Linked DNA regions of Homo sapiens: all the other regions are linked to region 2. A link is an interaction called in ENCODE POLR2A ChIA-PET data of the cell type or tissue named here. Cell type or tissue: CD4-positive, alpha-beta T cell. All regions are shown on one strand. Links, peaks and the distances in the headings refer to the core of each region. The heading gives the core; the rest is flanking DNA.

Region 1 (7,390 bases), core at 1,382-6,381, 170 kb before region 2:
AGGACATGAGCTTAATCTCATTAGCTCAAGACAAGCTCCAAATGGCTTGAAAATTTTGAGCTTTATTTTATATATTAATTTTAATTTTACCTTTAATGTCAATCATCTATATGAATTTTAAAATAGTTTCTTCTAATTCTGTGAGAAATGTCAATGGTAGTTCAATGAGAATAGCACTGAATCTATAAATTACTTCGGGCAGTATGACCGTTTTCACAATATTGATTCTTTCTATCCCTGAGCATGGAGTGTTTTTCCATTTGTCTGTGTCCTCTCTGAGTTACTTAAGAAGCGGTTTGTAGTTCTCCTTGAAGAGATCCTTCAATTCCCTTGTGAGCTGTATTCCTAGGCATCTTATTCTGTTTGTAGCAATTGTGAATAGAAGTTTATTCACGATTTGACTCTGCTTGTCTATTGTTGGTGTATAGGAATGCTTATGGCTTCTGCACACTGATTTTGTACCCTGAGACTTAACTGAAGTTGCCTTTCAGCTTAAGAAGCTTTTCAGCCGAAACAATAGGGTTTTCTAGATATAGGATCATGTCACTTGCAAACAAAGACAATTTGACTTCCTCTCTTCCTATTTGAATATCCTTTCTTTCTCTTACCTGATTGTCCTGGCCAGAACTTCCAATACTATGTTGAACAGGAATAGTGAGAGAAGGCATCCTCGCCTTGTGCTGGTGTTAAAGGGGGATGCTTCCAGCTTTTGCCCATTCAGTATGATATTGGTTGTGGGTTTGTCATAGATGACTTTTATTATTTTGAGGTATGTTCCTTCAATACCTAGTTTATTGAGAGTTTAAAAATATGGAATGCTTCATGAATTTGCATGTCACCCTTGTGCAGGGGCCGTGCTGATCTTCTCTGTATCATTCCTATTTTAATATATGTGCTGCCAAAGCGAGTACTGATCACAAGTTCTTAGAAGTGGAGATAACTGAAGAAATGTGGGTGAGATGGAGTGTTGAATTTCATCTGCAGTAATTTCTGCATCTAATAAAATGTCATTATCTCCGTCTTTTATTCTTTAATTAAGTGGTAAAATGCATTACAGATTTGAAGTTTAAATATTCTTGTATTCTGGGGATGAATAACCTGGGCAGGATATTTAATTTATTTATAGCTCATTGGTGGACACAATCTAGTATTATTTTTCTCAGTATTTTTACCTCTAATTGCTTAGAAGTGATTATCTTATCATGCTTTTCTCTTATGTATTCCCTAGCTGGCTTTAGAATCAATGTTATTTATACATAAACAATAATGAGTTTACTGGCTTTCTCTATGTTTCCTCATTCTCTTGAATATTACGTATAAGTTCAGTAACCTTCTTCAAAGTTTTGGTAGAACTTATGTGTAAAACAGTCTGGATATGCCTGAACGGAAAAAAAGTTTTACAACTGTTTTAACTTCTTTACTTGTAGTAAGTTCTCCCCATTGCCATAATCTTGTTCATAGTCTCAAAATTATTTAAACCTCTACTATATCTTTAGTGGCATATTTATCTATCATAATGTTATTTTATTCTTAATTACCACTGCCTGTTTTATTTCTCCGTCAAAAAAACAGCTGCTTTTGGTGGGCTGGGCCCTCAGCAGTGGCAGCTGCCAGCTCAGCCTTGGTGAGTGGCGACGCAATTGCTGTGCCCATGTAGTGTCCATCACAGCCACCATGGCCACTTTGTGCAGGGACTCCATGAGCAAGGCCTGTGTGGCTGAGTGGCATCGTCCATCAAGCCATCTCACCCACCTGGTTACAGGGAGCCCCATCCCCTTAAAGACCCTCTGGTAGGCATCCACACACAACCACTATCGTCACACACTCGGCCTATAGCAAGAGGTCTATGCGTACCTCTCTCCTCTACCTCCCAGTTTTCCAACTCTATTTTCCTCGTTTGTGACTGGCCAGCCAAGCCATGAGCGACTGCCCATGACTCGTTCATTCATGCGCTATTGGACATCATTTCACACCCCCCACCTCCTATGGGTTTGTTTGGGTTTGATCCCTAGTTCCTGGCTCGAGAGCCATTTCCAAAGCTGTTCTGGTGTCAGCTCCCAAACCTACTGCTCTTGTTGTAGATTTTCCTCTTTATATGTATTTGTTTCCTGGAATTAAAAACAATTGCACTAATTTTTTCAATCCAGCATTTCCAAGGATGTGCAGTAGGAGCGATTCTTCTTAGCGTAGATAGAATTGCTTCAAAACATCAGCAAAGTATATTTGAGTGAAGGACAGCATGCGTGGAGAAAGAAGGACAATCCACAAGTGGGCAGTGGAGTTTCACATAGTGAACACTCAGGTAAACAACACCCACATCAAAGTACACCAATCACAGCCTCCCAGAAACATCACTGGATCTTACTCAGTCACAAACCACCCTCCCCAACCCTAGAGTAGCCACTCCTGATTTCTAACACAGATAAGTTCTGCCAGTTCCAGTTGAATGGCATTATACAGTCACCATCATGCTCCTGGGTCTCATCATCCTGCTGTGTGTGGTCATAGCCTATTCACTCCCATGGCTGTCCAATGCTCCACTTTATAAATAGCTCACATTTCTTGTCCCTTTGCTGTTGATAGACAATTGTGTTATATCCAGATTTTACAAATCGTGATGCTATGAATAATATTTTCATATATTTTGGCACACACATACATGCATTTCTATTGGTTGATAACTAAGACTGCTATTGCTGGGTCATAGGTGAGTAGATGCTTGGCTTAGTCTCTCAAAAAGCAAGTTTCTAGTAGTAAACAAACAGTACAGGAGGGTGAATCTCTTACTTAGAAATTATTCAGATAATAAATGAGGAAGGAATGAGAGACTGAGACTATAATAACTCTTTTGCAACCCATCAAGAATTAACAGATTTAACCATTGAACAGCAATGGCGATTAACAACACAATAAAAAAAACTAATGTGAGGTTCTTCCTCTTGATGGAAGAACACAATACAGCACCATCAAACAAATACAAGTGAGAAAGAAATCAAGCCTGAATAGAAGCTAACCTCCATAGCCAATTACCAATTTAGAGGCAATACAGATAATAAAAACACATATTCAAACAATGGCTTGGGGAGCAATCAGCAAAATGCACACTATGGGAAGTTCTACCACACAATATAAATTTCAAGAAAGAATCTATAGAATAAAAGAGAACAAAAGCATATTTCTAAAGGTAAAACTAAATCATAGTTTTGGATGATAAAAATATAAAATAGAACAAAGAAGTTATGATCGTAAAAGTCAGGATGTATTTTTATTTGGGGGAGGAAAGAGTTTATTGCTGAGCTGGGGCAAATGATGGGGCTTCTGGTTTGCTCCGCAAACGTCTATCCTTGGTGGTTAATGGGTGTTTACTTTTTATTAAAGGACACAAATTTTAGACCTTCTTTTTTTCCTTTTGGAGTCCTAGATTTTATTTTATGACACAAAGGCTAATGAAAAAATAATTTATAGAGTATGGTTACTGTTTTGCACGAAGCCCCCTCCCCATCTTCCCTCTGAGCACCCAGGACAACCAGCAGCCCCAGGACCCCCAGAAGGGGTGACCTCACTTCTAGGTGTGCATGCAGCTCACATCACCAGAGGCAATATGCAGGTCTACTCCTGGACTCCTGGAAGAACCTGATAGGACACAGCTGAAGGGAAGCCTTCCCTGCCATCTGCAGGCTCTTGGCCATCAGTGTAGAGGGAGCGGGTCCTCACCTCTCCACAGGCGCCTTCACGGCCAGAGCCTCCTCTCTGCATGGGGAGTAAGGCCTGGCCCTTCCCCTGAACACGGTGACATGGATCTCGCCAAAGGTGGAGATAACACCATTCCTCCCCCACCAACCTCACGCTTCTTTTGCTTTACAGGAAGATTGACGCAGGCTGGTGTCCAGTGAAGAAATGCGTGGTGCGTAGGAAGGAGAGGTGGATCTCAGGGCTGTGCGTGATCTGCAAAGGAAGCGCATCGACCACCAGGTGGCGCTGCTGCGCTGCTTCTGCTCCCTGGAGGTGGATGCCCAGGACGAGCTTTGAGGTGGAGAGAGGGATGTCATGGCTCATCCTCCAGTTTCCAAGTAAAAACCTTCCGGCCAATCTTGGCCGCGCGTCCTGGTGTAGCGAGCGGGCTTGGAGGAGCTCACCGCTGCTGTCATGGTTCGTTTGCTAAACTGCATCGTCGCTGTGTCTCAGAACATGGGCATCGGCAAGAACGGGGACCTGCCCTGACCGCCGCTCAGGAATGAATTTAGGTATTTCCAGAGAATGACACAATCTCTTCAGTAGAAGGTAAACAGAATCTGGTGATTTTGTGTAGGAAGACCTGGTTCTCCATTCCTGGGAAGAATCGACCTTCAAAGGATAGAATTAATTTAGTTCTCAGCAGAGAACTCAAGGAACCTCCACAACGAGCTCATTTTCTTGCCAGAAGTCTGGTTGAGATCTTAAAACTTACTTAACAACCAGAATTAGCAAATAGAGTAGACATGATTTGGATAGTTGGTGGCAGTTCTGTTTATAAGGAAGCCATGAGTCGCCCAGGCCATCTTAAACTATTTGTGACAAAGATCATGCAGGACTTTGAAAGTGACACGTTTTTTCCAGAAATTGATTTGGAGAAATATAAAATTCTGCCAGAATATCCAGGCGTTCTCTCGGATGTATTAAGTACAAATTTCAAGTATATGAGAAGAATGATTAATATGAAGGTGTTTTCTGGTTTATTTTAAGTTGTTCCCCCTCCCTCTGAAAAAAAGTTTATATTTTTACATTAGAAAAAAAGACTTTTGTTGACTTTAGATCTTTGGATAATTATTTCTAAGCAACATGTTTTTACTCCCCACTAATCTTGACTATATCAGATACCACTTATGAAATATTCTTGCTATAATTAAGTGCCTCTCCAAGACCCTGACTGAGTCCCCAGCACCTGCTACAGTGAGCTGCCATTCCACACCCATCGCATATGGGACTCTTGCCAGTCCTTGACATTGTCGGGCTTTTCAAATGTTGGTAGTATTTCTTAAAGATGAAGATGCACATACCCTCCAACTGAGAAGTTTCACTAGTGGGAAATACCGAAAGCTCCTTACGTGTATACCCAGAGGTTTGCACGCAAATGTTGCAGCCTTGTTTGTAACAGTGAAAAATTGAAAACAACCTGGAAGTCCAGTGATGGGAAAATGAATATATTTCTGTCTTTTGGGGAACCCAAAGCAGGTTCCAAGACTGCAATTTCAGTGAAAGCAGTTTATTTTCTAGGTCTTACCAGAAATCATCAATTGAGGTACGGAGAAATGGAACTGAGAAGGTAAGAAAACCAGTTTAAAGCCAGTGAGCAGGTTCTCACTGGTAACAAACTCCATACTGCTGAGATACAGGGAAACGGAGGGGAGAAAGCTGGCATATTGATCCCCCACTCCTTGGTTGTCAGCTCCCTGTCCTGTGTGTGGGCAGAATGTACTCCAGCTGCTCTATAGCAAGTCCCAGGTGTTTGCAGTAAGAAGCTGCTGGCATGCATGTGAACAGTGAATGGCAAACACTTAAAGCAATTTCATGTTTAAGTATATAAGCTCTTCATATCTTTTTTTTTTTTTTGACAGAGTTTCGCTCTTGTTACCCTGACGGAGTGCAATGGCACAACTTCAGCTCACTGCAACCTCTGACTTCCCAGGTTCAAATGATTCTCCTGCCTCAGGCTCCCATGTAGCTGGGACTACAGGCACGTGCCACGACGCCTGGCTAATTTTGTGTTTTTGGTGAAGACGGGGTTTCACAATGTTGGTCAGGCTGGTCTCAAACTCCTGACCTAAAGTGATCCGCCTGCCTCGGCCTCCCAAAGTGCTGGGATTATAGGCTTGAGCCACCCCAGATCTTTATTCTTTTTATGTAGTAAAAAGTATAAAGCCACGCATGGTTTATTTGAAATATTTTATGTTTTAAAAAAATACAGAAGCAGGAAAACCAATTCTAAGTTCAAGTGAGGGATGATGGTAGTTTGAACCAAAGGGTTGCATGTAGTAAGAAACTGTGATTTAAGATATATTTTAAAGTCAGAAGTAGCAGGATATTCTGATGGAGTTTGCCCTGGGTTTGGGCCCACTGAGTTTGAGATGCCTTTGAGAAATGAAGAAAGTAGAGAGAGAATAAAAGAAAAACTGGCCAGGCACAGTGGCTCATGCCTGTAATACAGTGGCTCAGCATTTTGGGAGGCAGAGACAGGCAGATACCTTGAGATCAGCTTGGGCAACATGGTGAAGCCCCATCTCTACAAAAAATACAAAAGTTAGCTGGGCATTGTGGCGCACACCTGTAGTCCCATCTACTCAGGGAGCTGAGATGGAAGGATCAATTGAGCCTGCGAGTTCGAGGCTGCAGTGAGTTGTGATTGTGCCACTGCACTCCAGCCTGGGTGACAGAAGAGACCTTGTCTCGAAAAAGAAGCTGAAAACAATGGAACCATGCCTTCAGAATTCCAGAAAGAAAGTTATTTTCAACGAATAAATCTATATTCAGCCAAATAATCAAGGGTGAAGGTAAAATAATACATTTTTAGGCAAGCAAAGACTCAGGGGTTACCTCCATGTATCTTTTGTTGGGAAACTATTGGAGAAAATACTCCAGCAAAATGAAGGAGTAGACAAACCAGAGAATGACATGGATCCAGCAAATAGGATCCAACACAGGAAATATTCCAGCTATGGAGCTGGCTTTAAAAAGAAACAGTAAAAATATTAATAGGTTAGCTGGGTGGAATGGCCCATGCCTGTAGTTCCAGCTACTCAGGAGGCTAAGCAAAGAGGTTGGCTTGAGCCCAAGATTTCCAGACCAGCCTGGCCACCATAGTAAGATTCCCTTCTCTTAAAAATAATAATAGGTTATGGCCAGATTTGGGGCATTTGGAAAGTAGTTCATTGAAGATAAAGCAAAAGTTAAAAAAAAAAAACAAGGGGGAAGGGTGGTTAGGCAATCATTAATTCTAGGGCAGAAGGAAGCACAAGGCAGGAAGCAAGAGCATAATACTCTGTTTTTCTCAACAATGAGCAATATGTACATACTCATAATGATGTGGTGACTACTTAGCCCCTAAATCTGGTAACTACTTTGGGACAATATGGGGGGAAAAGTGAAGGTAGTGATGGTGTAAGAGCTAAATCCTCATCTGTCATATCAAGAAATTACTATAGAATGTATAAAATAATCAAGAAATGACTAAGTAGTTATGTGAGAAAAAAATAGAAGACATTGCTAAAAGAGTTAAAAGTCATTGCTCTGGAGAATTAGGAGGGATGGGGCAGGGGACTGTTAGGATGCATTATAAACTGAAGAGGCTTTTTAAAATTACATGTATTAATATATGCACCCACTTGAAAAACTAAAAAAATAATAATTTGGAAAA
Region 2 (7,057 bases), core at 525-5,524:
ACCTCAGCCTCCCAAAGTGCTGGAATTACAGGCGTGAGCCACCATGCCCGGCGTTTGTATGCGTTAAGATTATTTTTTGCTCAGCAATCAATTGCTGGAACACATCCATATAATTCACTACTGTTACTATATTTTTCTTTATTGTCTTTCAGATTGTAAGCATCAGGGAGCAGGTGTTAGTCTCTTTTGATTAAATGATCACCAGGCCTAGAAAAATGCCTGGCACAGAAGCACTTACTAAATATTTGTTAAATGGATGAATAAACTATGTGACCAGAATTCCTTAATACTGGGTCCGAGACTAGAAAGTGGGAGTTACTGGTTTGGTTTTGGCACTTGTTTAGTCAGCTTGTGCTGCCATAACAAAACACCACAGATGGATTGGTTAACAACAGACATTTCTTTCTCACAATTCTGGACCCTGGAAATCTGAGGTTAGGGAACCAGCAGATTCAGTTCCTGGTGAGGGCCCTCTTCCTGCCTGGCAGACAGCTGCCTTCTTGCCATATCCTCACGTGGTGAAGAGAGTGGGAGCTCCAGTCTCTTCTTTTTCTTAAAAGGACACTAATCCCATCATGGGGGCCCCAACCTCTCAACCTCTTCTGAATCTAATCACTTCCCAAGATGGCCACCAGTCTCAAGGAGTTTACTGTCACAGTGGGAGCAAAGATGCTACAGCAGGTTGTAAAATTAGGTGTCATCCCAGTCAGTGGGGAGAGGACAGGTAATTCAGGGAAGGGGACCTGGATAGAGCTCACCCATAGGATATGGCAGGTCCCAGAACTCTACTGAAATCAAGTCTGGATAAAAGTCAATAATATTCTTCTGACCGAATTCCTTTCAGTCTTCCTGAGGGATGGGCAGGCTCATTCCAGAATAAAGAAGATGCCTGGGGTAAAGAAGACTAGTCTCCAAGGGCACTGGCCCAGGACACCTAGGTTCTACTGGTCACCAACGCCCACCCAGATCTCTCCTGGGTGGAGCCTTGTTCCAAGCCTCTCACAGCCCTTGCCTGCATTCCCATGGTGCTCACCATGGATAACAGGGCCACAGCCAGCCTCAGAGCCAGACTGTTAAGTGAAACCACTGATCCTTGCTGAATTACTTCTTTGAGGCTGAGATAAACTTCACATTTCAGCCTCATTAATAAGATTAATTGTAAATCCAAATGGCCTGCAAATCTATAAACAGTCGCTCAGTTGATTAGCCAGAACATTGAGGACTGTTAATGATACAGGAAAAGGCCCATTTTGGAGGTGAGAAGCTGAGGAGCCTGAAACTGTTTCCATTGTTTATGAAAGTAATCTGACAATTATGAATGAAAATACCCACCACCCCCCGACCCAGCAATCCAAGGTGGGAAATATCTTTTTTTTTTTTGAGACGGAGTTTTGCTCTTGTCCCCCAGGCTGGAGTGCAGTGATGCAATCTCAGCTCACTGCAACCTCCATCTCCCAAGTTCAAGTGATTCTCCTGCCTCAGCCTCCCAAGTAACTGAGATTACAGGCGTGTGCCACCATGCCAGGGTAATTTTTGTATTTTTAGTAGAAACGAGGTTTCACCATGTTGACCAGGCTGGTTTCGAACTCCTGACCTCAAGTGATCCGCCCACCTCAGCCTCCCAAATGCTGAGATTACAGGTGTGAGCCCAAACTCCTACTTTTAAATCACTGCATAATAGTCCATAGTCCATTGAATGGAGTATAGCAATAAACACTGTTACATATTCTGAACCTCAACTCCCTCCCTCCCTCCCTTCCTCTCTCTCTCTCTTCTTTCTTTCTTATTTTTTGACACAGGGCCTCACTCTGTCACCCAGGCGGAGTGCAGTTGTGGGTTAATCATGGCTCACTGCAGCCGCGACCTCCCCAGGCTCAGGTGATCCTCCCACCTCAGCTTCCGGAGTAGCTGGGACTACAGGCATGAGCCACCTCACCCGGCTAATTTTTTGTATTTCTGGTGGAGAAGGGGTTTCACCATTTTGCCCAGGCTGGTCTTAAACTCCTAGGCTCAAACCATCTGCCTGCCTCACCCTCCCAAAGTGCTAGGATTACAGGTGAGCCACCACACCCAGCCAACTGCCTTTATTTCTGTAAGAGATATTTCCCGGCCAGGCGCGGTGGCTTACACCTGTAATCCCAGCACTTTGGGAGGCCGAGGCGGGTGGATCACCTAAGGTCAGGAGTTCGAGACTAGCCTGGACAACATGGCAAAACCCCGTCTCTACTAAAAATATAAAAATCAGCCGGGCGTGGTGGGGGGTGCCTGTAATCGCAGCTACTTGGGAGGCTGAGGCAGGAAGAATTGCTTGAACCCGGGGGGGTGGGGGTTGCAGTGAGCCCAGATGGCGCCACTGCACTCCAGTCTGGGTGACAGACCAAGACTGTCTCAAAAAAAATAAAATACATAAATAAATAACAATAATAATATGTAAGATTTGTCCCACGGCATTTTGAGGTGATGGCAGGCAGAAATAAAGCCAGTCCCACCCTTTCTGGGCTAGGGAAAGCTGAGATGGTCTTCGGCTCCGGGTGAGTCACTCCCCAGGGTCCAGGCCTGGCTGCCCGTTCCCCTCCCCCTCCAACCCACCTACAGCCCCTTCTGCTCTGCCCCATCAACTACATTTTCTCCCTCAGCACTCGCCTTAGATTCCTGGACCCACAGCACAGAGGCGACCTCCTCCTTGCAGACTTTAGGCGCCACTGCGGGGTCCGGAAAAAAAAGAGAAACGGCCCAGCGCTGTCACTTACATAACCCAGGGCGGGGCTGCGCTCGGCGACCGCAAGCGTTTTGAATTCTGCGCCCCAGAGTTCACTGCGAGGACTGGGATCACCCGTCACCCCGCCCTGGTCTACGGAAAATGACAAGTGTTTACTGATATAGAAACGGAATAACGGCGCTGTGGGCTGGGGTGGGCGGAGCTGCCTTCAGGCTTCTGGTCTCCAGCGGCGGGGAACTCACACCTGCCGCTGTGAAAATGCAGACCCGCGGGGCAGTAATTCCGAGTCCAGCCTGGGGCGCGATCTGGAATCTTGACTCGCTTGAAACACCACGACGGATTCGGAGACAGGTGAGTAGAGAAATGAGCCTCAGCCCCTCCCACGGGCCGCCCACGGATTCCAGGATCCGGAAACTCTTCCTGCTGCTGCGTCACCCCAGGAAGGCAGCGCCCGCCTCTGGGCAGTTCTGATGGAAACTGGCTTCGCCGCCCAGAGGAAAACCCACAACTAAGGGGCCAAGAAAAAGCCTCCATGGTCCCGCCCTTTCAGTGAGGATCCTAATTTATACCCCGAGTGTGGCCCCCATCAAAGTCTGCAGTGACAGCCGAGCGCGGTGGCTCACGTCTGTAATCCCGGCACTTTGGGAGACCATGGCGGGCGGATCACTTGAGGTCAGGAGTTCGAGACCAGCTTGGCCAACATGGTGAAGCCCCTTCTCTACTAGAAATACAAAAATTAGCCGGGTGTGGTCGTAGGCGCCTGTAGTCCCAGCTACTCGGAGGCTGAGGCAGAAAAATGGCTTGAACGCGGGAGGCGGAGCTTGCAGGGAGCCGAGATCGCGCCACTGCACTCCAGCCTGGGCGACAGAGACTCCATCTCACACACACACAAAAAATGTAGAGTGACGTTCACTGAAATGATACTAGACCAGCGGGAGGGACCCAGAGCGCTGCGGTTCACAGAATGCGGTGACAGCGCCGCCTCGCGTCCTTTACTTCAACTGCCCCAGGCAGACGTGGTCACGTGTGTTGGCCTGGAGGCTGGAATACACCGGGGTCAAATGCAGAGTGGAGAAAGGAGGGAAGGATGGGAGGACGTGTTGAAGAAAGACAGTAAGAGCTAGCGCTATGGTTCATATCTGTAAAACTAGAGTTTTCGGAGGCGAGGCAGGAGGATCGTGTGAGACCAGGAGTTTGAGGTCGCAGTGAGCCGTGATCACACCACTGCACTCCAGCCTGGACGACAGAGTGAGACCCTGCTTTTATATACTTTTCATATTTTCTGTAATTAAGCAAGTTTTGTGTCCGGAATTGGTGGGTTCTTGATCTCACTGACTTCAAGAATGAAACTGTGGACCCTCGCGGTGAGTGTTACAGCTCTTAAGGTGGCGCGTCTGGAGTTTGTTCCTTCTGATGTTCGGACGTGTCCGGAGTTTTTTCCTTCTGGTGGGTTCGTGGTCTCGCTGGCTCAGGAGTGAAGCTACAGAGCTTTGCGGTCAGTGTTATAGCTCTTAAGGCGGCACGTCTGGAGTTGTTTGTTTCTCCCGGTGGGCTTTTGGTCTTGCTGGCTTCAGGAGTGAAGCTGTAGACCTTCACAGTGAGTGTTACAGCTCATAAAAGCACTATGGACCCAAAGAGTGAGCAGTAGCAAGATTTATTGCAGAGCAAAAGAACAAAGCTTTAGCAGTGTGGAAGAGAACCCGACTGGGTTGCCACTGCTGGCTCGGGCAGCCTGCTTTTATTCTCTTATCTGGCCCCACCCACATCCTGCTGATTGGTAGAGCCGAGTGGTCTGTTTTGACAGGGTGCTGATTGGTGCGTTTGCAATCCCTGAGCTAGACACAAAGGTTCTCCAAGTCCCCATCAGATTAGTTAGATACACAGTATGGACACAAAGGTTCTCCAAGGCCCCACCAGAGCAGCTAGATACAGAGTGTAGATTGGTGCATTCACAAACCTTGAGCTAAACACAGGGTGCTGATTGGTGTGTTTACAAACCTTGAGCTAGATACAGAGTGCCGATTGGTGTATTTACAATCCCTGAGCTAGACATAAAGGTTCTCCAAGGCCCCACCAGAGCAGCTAGATAGAGTGTGGATTGGTGCACTCACAAACCCTGAGCTAGGCACAAGGTGCTGATTGGTGTGTTTACAATCCCTGAGCTAGACATAAAGACTCTCCACGTCCCCACCAGACTCAGGAGCCCAGCTGGCTTCACTTAGTGGATCCCGCACCGGGGCTGCAGGTGGAGCTGCCTACCAGTCCCGCACGGTGCGCTTGCATTCCTCAGCCCTTGGGTGGTCGATGGGACTGGGCGCCGTGGAGCAGGGGGTGGTGCTCGTCGAGGAGGCTCGGGCCGCACAGGAGCCCTTGGAGTGGGTGGGAGGCTTAGGCATGGCGGGCTGCAGGTCCCCAGCCCTGCCCCGCGGGAAGGCAGCTAAGGCTCGGTGAGAAATCGAGCGCAGCGCTGGTGGGCTGGCACTGCTGGGGGACCCAGTACACCCTCCGCAGCTGCTGGCCCGGGTGCTAAGTCCCTCATTGCCAGGGGCCAGCAGGGCTGGCCGGCTGCTCCGAGTGCGGGGCCCGCCAAGCCCACGCCCACCCGGAACTCCAGCTGGCCGGCAAGCGCGGCACACAGCCCCGGTTCCCGCTCGCGCCTCTCCCTCCACACCTCCCCGCAAGCTGAAGGAGAGGGCTCCGGCCTTGGCCAGCCCAGAAAGGGGCTCCCACAGTGCAGCGGTGGGCTGAAGGGCTCCTCAAGTGCCGCCAAAGTAGGAGCCCAGGCAGAGGAGGCGGGGAGAGCAAGCGAGGGCTGTGAGGACTGCCAGCACGCTGTCACCTCTCGGTTTTACTTTATTTTAGGATAAAATATCTATTGTGAATTTTAAAAACATGTAAAATAAAATTTTAATTAAAAAGCCTAAATGTTCTTTTCCTATTTATCCTGAAGGAAATTCCTGTTGATGGCGCATTTAGGAACTTATTTATCCCCTGAAGACCTGAGCCCTGCACATATCAAAACTGTACATTCCTTGTGGAGCAGTCTTCTCTTTTGAAATGTAGACACTATTTCCCTAATCTTCAAGCCAGCCATTGTCACTCCTAGTGACACTTCCATTGGATAAGCTCCTTACTCTCACTGAAATTGGCCTCAGAGTTGCAGCCAAGCATTGGGAGCCATGGCAGAAGTCATTGTGGGGTTTGCACCTGGCTGATGTGGAAGGTAGTCCTGAAAGGTAGTGTGTGACTAAGTGGGCTCTGGAGGGCAGGGATGTGCCTGGTGAGAGGAGAACAAGACAGATAGGAAGGTTCCAAAAGAAAACTTCAGGGGTCCCTGTGCCCAACATCGGGATTTAGAAAATCTTCTCCCAGCCACTTTTGACCTGCTTTCATTCCGCTTTCCTGTCTACCAGGCCATTGCAGGCAGTTCCTTCATTGAATAAATATTTATCAAATACCTACCACGTGCCAGGCATTGTGTTTAAGGAGCTGGGGCTGAGGTAAGAGGAACCAAACCCCCCTTGCGCTCAAGGTTGTCCCAGTCTTGCTCAGGCAGAGATCAGTCAGGAAATTGTAACACTAATGGTTGGCAGGACATGTACACATGCTTTGCAAACTCACAAGTAGACCATCTTCTCTGACCTAGGAGTCACAGAAAGTTCACAAAAGAGACAATGTTCAAGCTATGTTTTGAGGTGTAAGTAGGAGCCCAACAGGCACCTGGGACAAGAGAGCATTGCTCAGAATCCAGAACATGAATTTCTTTCCCTGGGCCAGGCCAAGAATCAGACTAAGCTGACTGAGGAGCCAGATGCTTCCTGGCAAGAAAGGGTGTCCCACATCTGACTATTCCAAAATCACAGCTACTCAATGTTGAGACTTAAGACAGACAGAAAAAGAGAAAGGCCTGATTCGAAAAGCAGAATTCTCCAGGGGTGGGGGGAGGTTAAACTGCAGTTTCTGATATAATATGTGTGGGCCAGGCCAGAGAATTGCATTTCCTTTTTTATTTATTTATTTATTTATTTTGAGACGAAGTCTTGCTATTGTCCCCCAGGCTGGAGTGCGATGGCGCAATCTTGGCTCACTGCAACCTCCGCCTCCCGGGTTCAAGTGATTCTCCTGTCTCAGCCTCCCAGGTAGCTGGGATTACAGACGCCTGCCACCACGCTCGGCTAATTTTTTGTATTTTTAGTAGAGACAGGGTTTCACCATGTTGGCCAGGCTGGTCTCGAACTCCTGACCTCAGGTGATCCGCCCGCCTCAGCCTCCCAAAGTGCTGGGATTACAGGCGTGAGCCACTGCGCCCAGCTGAGAATTGCATTTCTAACAAGTTTC
Region 3 (7,390 bases), core at 838-5,837, 100 kb after region 2:
CTTTTACATAAATTTTAGAATTTTGCGGGCCAAGCACGGTGGCTCACACCTGTAATCCCAGCACTTTGGTAGGCTGAGGAGAATGGATCACCTGAGGTCAGGAGTTCAAGACCAGTCCGGCCAACATGGCAAAACCCTGTCTCTACTGAAAAAACAAAAATTAGCCGGGCGTGGTGGCACATGCCTGTAATCCCAGCTAGTCGGAAGGTTGAGGCATGAGAATCGCTTGAACCCAGGAGGCGGAGGTTGCAGTGAGCCGAGATCACTCCATTGCACTCCAACCTGGGTGACAGAGCGAGACTTCGTATCAAAAAACAAAAACAAAAAAACAAACAAGAATCTCACAACATATTTTCTCCCCCTAATATAACACACTTCAATAATCTCTTGACCATTATTACATAATGAATTTTTCTCTCATTATGATATACTGACTTGATCTGTTAGCAGTATTAAATCTTATGCATATCTTATTTGTATTTTATTATAACTAGTAGGGCAATTTAAATATTCAATATTCTAGAAGATGAAGAATTGGGTTGACTTGGTTAGCTCTTCTTTTTAGTGATATTTTTGGTTAATTTATTGTCTTGGTACCTACTATTGAAACTCCCTTCTCTTTCATTATTGCCTCTGACATCATCTCATGTCAGACGTTCTTATTTCTGCTAACATTCATATTTACAGCAGGGCTGTTACTGGCGGTGAATCCGTAGGTGTCTGCAGCAACCTCAATTCTTACCTCCTCAGAAGAAAGAATTTGACTGAGGGGCATAAGGCAGGAGACAACGAGGCAAGTTTTAGAGCAGGAGTGAAAGTTTATTAAAAGGCTTTAGAGCAGGAAGGAAAGTACATTTGGAAGAGGGCCAAGTGGACGACTTTAGAGATCAAGTATGTGGTTTGATCTTTTGACTTGGGTCTTTTTTTGTTTGTTTTTTGTTTTTTTTTTTTTTGAGATGGAGTCTCTCCCTGTCACCCAGGCTGGAGTACAGTGGTGCAATCTTGGCTCACTGCAACCTCCGCCTCCCGGGTTCAAGCGATTCTCCTGCCTCAGCCTCCCAAGTAGCTGGGATTACAGGTGTGCACCACCAAGCCTGGCTAATTTTTGTATTTTTAGTAGAGACGGGGTTTCACCATGTTGGCCAGGCTGATCTCAAACTCCTAATCTCAGGTGATCTGCCCACCTTGGCCTCCCAAAGTGCTGGGATTACAGGTGTGCCACTGCACCCGGCCTGACTTGAGGTTTTATACATTGCATGCTTCGGGGGTCTTGGTGTTCCTTCTCCCTTGATTCTTCCCTTGGGCTGGGCTGTCCATATGTGCAGTGGTCTGCTAGCCCTTGGAAAGGGCGGCATGCACAGTGTGTTTACTGGAGTTGTACGCATGCTCACTTGAGGCGTTCTTCCCTTGCCAGTCTAAAATTCGTAGAGGAAGGACATACACCAGTTAAACTCCACAGTTTTGCCTCTTAGTGAGCATGCTTGAGTCCACTCGCCCAACTCCTGAGATCTTATCAGGAAGCTGCTGATCACCAGTTTCAGGTTTTTTCTATCTATTGGGATCTGCCTGTCCCTGGCGCCAGCTGCTACCAGTTATTATTTTAGAGAAACAGTTAATAACCGCCTGGCCATCACCTGATGCTCGCCTGGCATTCCTGGTGGGTGTGTGTGGTAGGAAGCCCTCTCCTGCTCTGCTCGTGCCTGACTAGCTGCCTACTATAACAGGGCTACTTGGCTTTCTCAGCATTCTCTGTGGGTTTTCTGCTTACACAGACAAAAGCAAGCACCTATCTTTGCTTTATAAACAGACACATAATTAATAGAAGAGACAAAATGAATAGTTCCCTTTTTATTAAAATAAAATTTTAAAACTCAATTCTTCTCTATTACAGTCATCTTTTGTGCCCTTTATGTGAATTTTTATCTGTTATTATCGTGATTTCATGGCCTGCCACAGATTCAATTTACTTCAATTAACCATAATTATCATTCCTCCTCCCATCTTCTTTCTTTCATGCCCGACTGTCAACTTGAACAATGGGAGCTCTTTGAAATTGGCTCCTTTGTCTTTTTAAGCACTGTCCTTGACTTACTTTCCTTCCTTCCTTCCCTCCTTCCTTCCTTCTTTCCTTCCTTCCTTCTCTCTCTCTCTCTTTCTTTCTTTTCTTTCTTTTTTGCGACAGGGTCTCACTGTTGCCCAGATTGGAGTGGCACAGTCACAGCTCACTGCAGTCTTGACCTTCCCAGCATCAGATGATCCTCCCATTTCAGCCTCCCACATAGCTGGGACTACAGGCATGCATCACCATGCCCAGCTACTTTTTGTATTTTTTGTAGAGATGGGGTTTCGCCACGTTGCCCAGGCTGGTCTTGAACCCCTCTGCTCAAGTGATCTGTCCGTCTTGGCCTCCCAAAGTGCTGGGATTACAGGCATGAGCCACGTGCCCAGCCTGTCCTTCACATTCTTGAAGTCATCCTTGCTCTATGGCAACAACAGAACATTCAAGTCCTGTCCTGATTCTTTCCTTCTCTGAGACATGGAATCAGTTGTCACCTAAGCCTTGCATTCTAAGGGGTCCTAGTTTCTATAAATGAAAAACAGTATTTGAAACCAAAGGCTAGGTCCTGGGGTTCCACATGACAGCTAGTGACAAAACTACTACCTCCTCTGTTGGCCACTTTTTTGTTTGTTTGTTTGTTAGTTTGAGACAGAGTCTTGCTGTGTTGCCAGGCTGGAGTGCAGTGGTGCCATCTTGGCTTAGTGCAACCTCAACCTCCCAGGCTCAAGCAATCCTCCCACCTCAGCCTCCCAAGTAGCTAGGACTACAAGTGCACCACCATGCCTGGCTAATTTTTTTTTTTTTTTTTTTAAATAGAGACAGGGTTTCACCATGTTGCCCAGGCTGGTCTCAAACTCCTGGGCTGAAGCCATCTGCCCATCTCAGCCTCCCAAAATGCTGGGATTACAAGTGTGATCCACTGTGCCTGGCCCATAGTTGGCCACTTTTTAAGATAGACGTTAATGTCAAATTTGCTAACTTAACATGCTGTTTGTTGTATCCTACTTGCATTAGAGAGAGCAGGGTAGACTCATCATGAAAACTTTCCACATCACTGAGAGACAATGAAGGGACCATACCCAGGTTTATGCAGGAATGAAGTGAAGGAATATGTGGAAGTTAAAGTCAGTGTGGGGAAGGCTGGAGAGTGTGAATTGGGCAACACTCCACGTAAGGTGAGGTCAGCTGGGAAACCAGTCCACTGTAGAGATTTTGAAGTCATAAGTTTGAGATAAGGTGAAGTGCTCAGTGATTTTTCCACCTGTTATTTTCACCTAACAAAGACCTGTTTGAGCTATAGTCATTCAGGATGTGACCATGTGTCCCCCACCCCCAAAAGATACGCTGAAATCTTAATCCCTGGTACCTCAGAATGTGATCTGATTAGGAAATAGGGTCTTTATAGAGGTCATCAAGTTAAAATGAGGTCATTAGGGTGAGCCTTAATCCAATAGAATTTGAGTGGAGCCTGGAGCATCTGCAGGACCCAAGAAAGTGACCACAGAGAGGGGCCAAGGGGTGGGGGTGCTGGTGCTGACACTGCAGAGCCTTCTAGGCCTTCTTAGGGATTTGGCATTTTACCTGTATCTGAAGAACAAGGGTTGCACTGATGGCAAGCCAAGATGCATTGTGTTTGCTAGGGGCTGCCAAGTTGCCAAGAGAGGAAATGACTCTGCAGATGGTTCTGCAGGGCCTGGCACAGGGCGAGTTTCCTGCATGAGGGAGGTGCTTTTATTTAATTGTTAAATTTGTTTCCTGTTTATGCCCTTCTTTCTCATATGGGGATGTTCATGGCCTCCTGCCTGGGTGGTGACAGCACTCTCCTAACTGGCCTCATACCCACAGGCTCTGCGTCCTCCAGCCCATCCTATAAGTCAGTTCATCAGACCTCTACCCTGCTCAGGTACTGGCTGGGTGCAGAGCCTGCAGCTTGCACAGAAGGTCGTTCCTGTGCAGCTGACTGCCCCTCCAGGCTCTGTCTGTCTCTTGTCCTCACCCTCACCCCTGCTCCTGCTCTCTGCTGGGCAGACACCACTGGTGGAACTCATGAACATTTGCAGAACTAATGACTGAAGGCACCAGGGCCCTGGCAGCCACCCCACCCTGCATGCAACTGGAGCTCTTCACCACTCTGCACTTTGGTTCTGTGATTTGCCCACCTCCTCTTTCTCTGCCTGTTAAATGGAACATTCATTTGCTACATTCCAGTTCCAGAAGCTTTTAACAAAACCCAGGGAATCCTAGAAGGGTACAGTAAGAGGAATGGAAAGAGGAAAGAAGTTAAAATGTATTTGGTGGCCAGACGCAGTGGCTCATGGCTGTAATCCCAGCACTTTGGGAGGCCGAGGCGGGCGGATCACTTGAGATCAGGAATTCAAGACCAGCCTGGTCAATATGGCAAAACCCCATCTCTACTAAAAATATAAAAATTAGCTGGGCGTAGTGGCGGGCAACTGTAATCCTAGCTACTCGGAAAGCTGAGGCACGAGAATCACTTGAACCCCAGAGGCAGAGGTTGCAGTGAGCTGAGATCGCACTACTGCACTCCAGCCTGGGTGACAGAGTGAGACTCCAATTCCAAAAATAAATAAATAAATAAATAAATAAATAAATGTGTTTGGTTCAGGGGAAAGACTAAAGCTACTGAATAACCTTTGATGTTAAATAAAATTATAACTTTAAATAGATGTAAGGGAAATCATGAATTAGACTAGAACTAAAGATGCATGTTTTAAACTACTGGAAGGGCTGAAACAACAACATAGAGAGCAACCCTTTCGGTGAAAATCAGGGGAAAAAATAGTACTCAGAAAAAATAAAGTAATATAGACATAAAAGCTTATCTCTTTTTTAAACAGAGTATTCGTGTTCCATGAAACTGCTGGTGATAATTTTTAAAAAGTGTATTCATGGAGAAAGTTCTGATGAGATATTATTTCGGCGGTTATTCCTTGGTGGTAGAAGCTTTTCAGGACTTTTCAACTTTGTACTTTGTACTTTTACAAAGACCTGTATAGTACTGGGTTTATAATAAAAACAAAACAAACACAAAAGCCCATTCATCTGCAAACAACTCATTGTTCAAGTCTTTCCTGACCCTCCCACTGAACTCCCAGGCTGATGGTGACTTTCTCATGACATTGAAGGACATTGAATAATTATAACTACTGTAACTAATGGGCCCAGCACTAAGCTCTCTAAGCCTCATCTTCCTTATCTGTAAAGTGGGGATAGTCAGAGTTCCCATGTGATAGGCTTGTTGAGATGACTCAACCAAATATTTGTATACGAAATTCTTAGCATCGTGTCTGGCACGATAAGAACTCAATAACAATTTGCTGTTGTTACCATTATTATTATAATTTATTTTATGTTATTTTTTGAGTGACAGAGTGTCACTCTGTCCCCCAGGCTGGAGTGCAGTGGCACGATCTTGGCTGACTGCAACCTCCACCTGCTGGCTTCAAAGGATTCTCCTGCCTTAGCCTCCTGAGTAGCTGGGAATACGCCCCCGGCTAATTTTTTTTTTTTTTTTTTTTTTGAGACTCGCTCTGTCACCTAGTCTAGAGTGCAGTGGTGCGATCTCGGCTCACTGCAACATACGCCTCCCAAGTTCAAGCGATTCTCCTGCCTCAGACTCCTGCATAGCTGGGATTACAGGCACCCGCCATCATGCCCAACTAATTTTTGTATTTTTGGTAGAGATGGGGTTTCACCATGCTGGCCAGGCTGGTCTTGAACTCCTGACTTCAGGTGATCAGCCCACCTCAGCCTCCCAAAATGTTGGGATTACAGGTGTAAGCCACCGTGCCCAGCCTAATTTTTGTATTTTTAGAAGAGACGGGGGTCTCACCATGTTGACCAGGCTGGTCTAGAACTCCTGATCTCAGGTGATCTGACCACCTTGGCCTCCAAAAGTGCTAGGATTACAGGTGTGAGCCACTGCACCCAGCCTCTAACTTACTTTAATTCCAAACATCCTTCCAAGGTAGGCATTATGAGCTTTATAAATGATGAAAATATGGCTCAGAGAGGTTAAGTAATTTGCCTAAAGTCACACAGCTAGTAAAGGGTTTCCTAGGACATTACATGAAAGTTAATCACCTACGAATGAAAGTTGTGGGGAGTCTGTGCACAGTGAATGAGAGGCACTAACTGGAAAAGACACTGTAGATGGTGCTAAGGAAATTGGGGAGTAAATAAATCCAATCAAAGGGAGCCAAGGGGAAGTATGCATGGATAAAGACTAGACCTAAGGAAGCAAAAATCAAATCCATGGTACTAGGCGCCAACTGAAGAAAGAATGTGGATGCAGAAGAGGGTGGCCTTTATGGAATCTAGAAAAGCGGGGCTCAAGGGACAAGAATCATGAGCTGTTTAGTCATTGTTCCCTGCAGGGGAACATGAAGACAGGTATGTTCTGGCCATGAGTATTCTGTTGTAACCTATTTTAATTTTATTTTCTTAATTTTCTTTAATAGAGACAGGGTCTGGTATGTTACCCAGGCTGATCTCCTGGGCTCAAGTGATTCTCCCACCTCAGCCTCCCTAAGAGATTGCAGGCATGAGCCACCACGCCCAGCCATAACCTACTTTTAATCAGCAGCTTCAAAATGGCTGTGACATCAAGTGTATAATAACACTGAACTCACAGTCATGCTCTACATATCAAAAGATGGGTGGAGAGAGACTTCTTCTGTCAGTTTGATGGAAGAATATGTGTGCCGTCTGTTTCATGTACACTAGAATTCATCCCTGAATTAAGCCAGACCAGTGGCACGGACACACAGCATGGGACTGCACTGATCTGACTGATTCTGCCGGAACATGGTGCCACCAGCTGTAACAGGAACACCGAAGAAATGAATAAATCCTATGAAAACTTGTATTTATGGTAGTGGTGTGGTTGAGACGTTGTTCACTTTATCACACCCCTTCTGGTCAAGGGAGACCAGAAGAAAACTGCTTCCTGGTCTCAGGGAAAGGATTAGTTGTGTTACTATTGCGGGACTTTTCCTTAGTTCAGCTAAAGACGGGTTCTTTGTCCCACAGCCACGAAAATTCAGGCTCGCAGACAATCTGAATGGTGAATGAGATGGGTTTTATTGGATGAAAAGGAAGAAAACGGAGAAACAGGGACTGTCGCTAGGCCAGAGTCCCTACTAGAGCGCTTCCCACCCGCCATTCAAATCCCAGGATCCACACACTAAGAAGAGGGGCCAGGCTGCTCCCCGCTGCAAAGGGCACAAACTTCCTGAGGCTCCACCTCAGTGGGCAGGCTGGTTGGCATTTCTCCAGGGAACCCCTCCCACCTGGCTGTCTCACTACTTC

What was found. ChIA-PET counts read pairs that join two places held together with the same protein. Peaks named below come from ENCODE experiments on the same cell type or tissue, not always from the same donor. Only the 100,000 strongest peaks of a DNase experiment are listed, where the experiment ranks them.
Region 1: POLR2A ChIA-PET joins it to region 2 with 101 read pairs; 25 of 35 experiments call an interaction of 5 or more read pairs at or near these places.
Region 3: POLR2A ChIA-PET joins it to region 2 with 12 read pairs; 5 of 35 experiments call an interaction of 5 or more read pairs at or near these places.

What each region holds. Positions count from the first base shown.
Region 1 is chr6:31,363,655-31,371,044 of GRCh38, reverse strand. It overlaps the pseudogene DHFRP2 and the pseudogene RNU6-283P. Among named protein-coding and RNA genes, the nearest start is that of HLA-B, 10 kb to the right of the region's middle. In CD4-positive, alpha-beta T cell, for the core only: CTCF peaks have their summits at 3,754 and 3,960 (motif pointing right); a DNase peak (open chromatin) is centred at 3,974; H3K4me3 peaks cover 785 bases.
Region 2 is chr6:31,193,787-31,200,843 of GRCh38, reverse strand. It overlaps HCG27 (HLA complex group 27), which reads right to left and starts at 3,084. Exons shown (of 2, transcript NR_026791.1): 1 at 2,962-3,084. RefSeq lists enhancers at 455-1,337, 1,338-2,221, 4,359-5,241. In CD4-positive, alpha-beta T cell, for the core only: a CTCF peak has its summit at 3,745; DNase peaks (open chromatin) are centred at 1,873, 2,843 and 3,663; H3K4me3 peaks cover 3,529 bases; H3K27ac peaks cover 3,677 bases.
Region 3 is chr6:31,091,134-31,098,523 of GRCh38, reverse strand. No RefSeq gene overlaps it. Among named protein-coding and RNA genes, the nearest start is that of C6orf15, 18 kb to the left of the region's middle. In CD4-positive, alpha-beta T cell, for the core only: no CTCF peak of the experiment used is centred there; DNase peaks (open chromatin) are centred at 853 and 3,863; H3K27ac peaks cover 1,304 bases.